2 separate regions of the Homo sapiens genome follow, and region 2 is linked to region 1. A link is a loop called in an ENCODE intact Hi-C map of the cell type or tissue named here. Cell type or tissue: CD14-positive monocyte. All regions are shown on one strand. Region 1 overlaps SH3TC1 (SH3 domain and tetratricopeptide repeats 1). Region 2 has its middle 15 kb from the start of ABLIM2.

Evidence for each region. Peaks named below come from ENCODE experiments on the same cell type or tissue, not always from the same donor. Only the 100,000 strongest peaks of a DNase experiment are listed, where the experiment ranks them.
Region 2: it touches region 1 in a loop (2.6-fold over the local background); 27 of 110 quality-filtered maps call a loop at or near these places.

Annotation. Positions count from the first base shown.
Region 1 is chr4:8,220,265-8,222,764 of GRCh38, reverse strand. All of the region lies in intron 9 of SH3TC1 (SH3 domain and tetratricopeptide repeats 1), which reads right to left. Among named protein-coding and RNA genes, the nearest start is that of SH3TC1, 22 kb to the right of the region's middle. In CD14-positive monocyte, no CTCF peak of the experiment used is centred here; DNase peaks (open chromatin) are centred at 1,024 and 1,474; H3K4me3 peaks cover 1,307 bases; H3K27ac peaks cover 2,500 bases.
Region 2 is chr4:8,172,368-8,174,867 of GRCh38, reverse strand. It overlaps the pseudogene GMPSP1. Among named protein-coding and RNA genes, the nearest start is that of ABLIM2, 15 kb to the right of the region's middle. RefSeq lists an enhancer at 325-824. In CD14-positive monocyte, no CTCF peak of the experiment used is centred here; a DNase peak (open chromatin) is centred at 1,177.

The sequences.
Region 1 (2,500 bases):
CCTTGATTTGACAGACAGATAGTCTCGGAGCACTACTCTCTGCCCAGGGGTAGAGACAGAGATTTAAAAACAACAACAACAACAACAAAAAGTCCAGGCATGGTGGCTCACACCTGTAATCTCAGCACTTTGGGAGGCTGAGGTGGGCGGATCACTTGAGGTCAAGGGTTCAAGACCAGCCTGGCCAACATGGTGAAACCCCCATCTCTACAAAAATACAAAAATTAGCCAGGCGTGGTGGCATGAGCCTGTAATTCCAGCTGTTCGGGAGGCTGAGGCAGGAGAATCACTTGAACAGAGGAGGAAGAGGTTGCAGTGAGCCGAGTTCACACCACTGCACTCCAGCCTGGGTGACAGAGCAAGACTTTGTCTGAAAAAAAAAAAAAAAAAAAAAAAAAAAAAACCAGATCCTGACCTCAAGGGGTGCCTTGTCTGGCCAGGGGCAGATACCCAGAAGCAGGAAAGGCTGAAACAGATGCAAACAAGTAATGGTGTCCTAGGACAGTGAGCTCCTAGGCAGCCTTCAAAGCCCCATTCCAAATGTCCCCTCCCTTATGAAGTCCCCTGTGACAGCTGCAGACAGAACCAATCCAATCTCTCCACATTGTAAACTCCCACTGATTCTGTACAACCTCAGTGCTCCCCAGAGTGCCCAACATACACTCAGGGCACTCTCATAAAGTCAGGGAGAAGAACTACAGGAAGAAACAGAGAGAGAGGGAGAGAGGGGAGGAGAAAGGAGGCAATTTTTGCTTATAGGACTAAATTACCAGTATAATATGAAGCTTTGAAATGCATCTTATTCAGATTTTAAAAAAACTTAGAGTAGCTTACAGCACATTCTACAAAATAACAGGCCTGTATTCTTTAAAAACATCAGAAAAAGACTGAAAAGCTGTTTCACATTAAGGAGGCAAGACATGACGTCTGAATAGAACACGTGGTCTGAAATTGTCATTGTCTACAAAGGCCATCATTGTGGCTCCTGGCAAAATCTGAGTAAGATCTGTAGATAATGGCATTGTATCTGCGTTCATTTCCTGATTTCGACAGTTGTACTGTAGTTATGTAAGCAGATGTCCTGGTTTTAGGAACCACATACTGCATTATTTAGGGGTAAAGGAACATCATGTTTGCAACTTACTCTCAAAGTGTTTAGAAAAAAATAGAAGTGAAAGAGAGAAAGCAATAAAGCAAATGTCATAACATGTTAACATTTGTGCAATCTGGGTGAGGGCGTGTGGGAATGTTATACTCTTTTTGCAACTTTCTTCTAAGTCTGAAATTGTGTCAAAAATAAAGTTAAAGAAAAAAAAAAAGAAGAGCTACCAGGTTGTTCACTAAATAAAAGATGAAAACCCCGGGTCTGGAATAGGAAAGATATTCAGCAAACATTTGTTGAGTGAATGAGAGAAGTCAGAATTTCTCCAGCTGTGAACAGGACTAATGGCACCCAGCCCCGTCATCCTTCTGGGTTAAAGGAAGGGAACAAACTAGCTCATTCCCTGGCTCTTCTCTGACCCCTTGTAAGTTCAGTACATGTTGACTTCACACGGCCCCCAGTGACCTGTTGAGAATTTGTGGTCTCCCTTGGAGATGGTAGGGATCAGCTAGACCAAGGATCCCCAAAGAGTGTCCCATGGAACACCAGCTCAGCCAAAAGCAAACAGGGTTGTGGAGGATTCTGGAGGTTAAGTAAGTGTGGAAAAGGCATTTCAACAGGAAAAAGATGCCTTGTTTGTGCTGGGAATCCCTGGGATCACCCACAAGGGATGTGGACAAAGCTTTTCCCCACTCCTTAGGGCATGATGAAGTCTATGATGGAGCAGTGTGTGAGAACATGCTTTGGGAACTGCTGGTCTAGCTCCTGCCATCAGTGCATGGCCTGGCCAGCTTCCAGCTGCTTCTGATGCACAGGTGCCAGAGGTACCAGAGCAGACGGACCCTTTCCATGAGGGGAACAAGTGAACGGCTTGATGAGGCATGGTGACAAACGGCCTCTGAGACCTGGTCTGAGAGGTGTTGGTCTGTCGCAGCCCTAAACATTGAACAGGACCACTGAAGACAAGCATCTCATTGGTGGGGCCAGGACCAGGATCACATGACCCAGAAGGTGGCCTCTCCATGCACCCACATTCTCTGGGCTCCTTGACTGAGGTCTTAACAAGGACAAGGCCAGGGAAACAGAATTCCATCAAAGGATGGGCACAGCTGACTCCTCTCCAAAGACCCCCTGCTGCTGCTCGCACTGGGCAGTGAGAACACAGAAGTGACCAGGGAATTCTTCTCTTGGAGTTCCCTGGCTGGGAGCAGGCAGGTCATGGGTGGCGTGTAAATCACATAGGAAGAGGCGTATGGCCAGAAGAGTGCCCCCCCCAGAGGAGCCACGGGGGCTGATGGAAGGCCCCAGGAGAACACGGGGTTCAGGGAGAGGGGGCATCCCAGGCAGAAGGACACACGTGTCACCCAGAGCAGTTTTGGAAGGCACAAGGTACTCTGT
Region 2 (2,500 bases), 48 kb after region 1:
AGGTATACCAGTCAGGGAGTCACTAGTAATAAAGGTTCGAATAACCACAGATCTCTGGCATGAAGGCTGCTTTTGAAGTGGGTCCCTATCAAAATGTAATGGTGTCAAAATCACCGGCATCTGGCTGATTTTCCCAGCATACCCAGACTCCCTGAGAATGTTATGGGCCTCAAAATCAGCTTGGCGTAAAGTACTGAGCACCCCTGTTGTCAAGAAAGTGGGAGTAACATCTGTAGGAGGTTCTTTAACTGGTGGGCCAAATATACAAATAACTCTGTTAACGTTGTGACACATGCGAGGCATAAGCCTAGCCAGAAAAATAAGTGATTCCTAGTCAGGTTCATCTTTACTGGAGATGCCACACACGTAACTGTAGGAACGACAGTCACCCTGCACACTTACAGTTTTAATTGGCAGCAAGAAGCCATTGAGTGAATGCAGCCTAGTCTGCCTTTTCACCCAAGTTCCAGACTTTACCAAATCAATCCATCGATCGATCTAAAACCTCCAGCTCCTGGCCTGAAGATGCTTATTGCACATCTCCCTGAAGTCCCTTCTCCTATGCCATTCTGCCCCTCGCTAGCCCTGCAAGGCCAGTGCCAGCTCCCTTTTATGGAGGAGGAGCAGCGAGGGCTCAGGAAACACCTGGGTCTCACAGTTGGTCAGGGTGTGGGACGGTCCAGTCGGCCCAGTCCAGGTCTCTTGCACTCCAGAGGGCCACCAGGAAACCCAGCCCGGGGGAGGCCACAGCCAGGAGGGGGCCCCAGAGACCCTGAGAAAGGCGGGAGAGAGGGGAGGCAGGGCATGGCTAAGCCTTGGGCTGTGATGGCCACTCTTCATCGCCTCTGGCCCTGCCCCCAGAGTCCCTTCTGCCAGGCTGGCTGGCGCCTCTGCTCCTGGCCTCCAGCCCCGAGGGGCAGGTGTGGCCACCTTGGCCATGGGCAGCAGCAGGTACCTTCAGTTCCCCCTGGGGGTTAATAAGCTATGGGGAGTGATTTCCCAGGAGGAAGGGCACAAGTGGGCAGGCACTGACCCTGGTGTAGTGGACGAACATTCCAGAATCCAGACTCACCCTGGCAGAACAACTTCAACCTACTGTGTGACTTCACAGTGCACTGCGGGCCTGGTCTTCAGTCCTGGCACTGCCACCTCCGGTTCCATGACCCTGGGAACTCCCCTCTGCTGAGTCAGCCTCGGTTTCCTCATCTGTGCAAGGGCGATGGTGGTGCAGGCTCAGTGAGGGCTTCTAGGTAGCATAAGGGAATGCTGTGTGCCCAGCATAGGAGGGTGCTTATCTAGTGGTGGTGTTGTTTCAGTACTATTATTTTTTAAACTTTTATATACAGTAACAGTTACCTTGTTTGGGTTCTCACCATTCTGAGTTTTATCCTGTGCATCCATTCATTTACTCACCCACCCCTGCAAAAATAAAAGGTAATTTCATCACTTCTTAAAAACAGGTCTTTTTTTTTTTTTTTTTTTTGAGATGGAGTCTTGCTCAGTTGCCCAGGCTGGAGTGCAGTGGCATGCTCTCAGCTCACTGCAAGCTCCACCTCCCAGGTTCACGCTATTCTCTTGCTGCAGCCTCCCAGGTAGCTGGGACTACAGGCGCCCGCCACCACGCCTGGCTAATTTTTTTGTGTTTTTAGTAGAGACAGGGTTTCAGCACATTAGCCAGGATGGTCTCGATCTCCTGACCTTGTGATCCACCAGCCTGAGCCACCGCGCCGGCCTTTTTTTTTTTTTGAGACAGAGTCTTGCTGTCACCCAGGCTGGAGTGCAGTGGTGCGATCTCGGCTCACTGCAAGCTCTGCCTCCCAGGTTCACGCCATCCTCCTGCCTCAGCCTCCCGAGTAGCTGGGACTACAGGCGCCCGCCACCACGACTGGCTAATTTTTTTGTATTTTTAATAGAGACTGCGTTTCACCGTGTTAGCCAGGATGGTCTTGATCTCCTGACCTCGTGATCCCCCCACCTCAGCCTCCCAAAGTGCCGGGATTACAGGTGTGAACCACCGCGCCCGGCCTAAAAACAGGTCTCTGTGAATTCAGTGTCTTTCCCAGCGGGCGGCGGAGCTGGCTAAACGGCTCAGACGTCTGGTCCTTGTGCCATCTGGTTTGTGTGCACTGGGGTTCTCGTGTCTGTTCAGCTTTGATTCCTCTGTGGCGAGGTCAGGAGTGCCCCGTGGGTACACTGCTTGGGACCCTCATTAGGGTCAGACCTTGAAGCATACTTAGCTTGGGGGTGAGCTGGGAGTTCTCAGCTGCCTGCCTGCGTGGCCTCCCAGCACTGGAGGACAGTTAACACATCAGGGGAGCAGGGAGGTGCAGGACTCCCAGGAAACTGAGCTGTCAGAGTCAGAGAGCTGGGGGAGCCCCTCTTCGCGCCATCTGCATGTGTGGGCGGGGCCGGCTTCATGAGCACCTGCTCATGCACATCGCCCCACGAAACCGTCACCGCCAGCCTGCGGGTTGCGTGTGAACATGCCCACTGCAAAGAC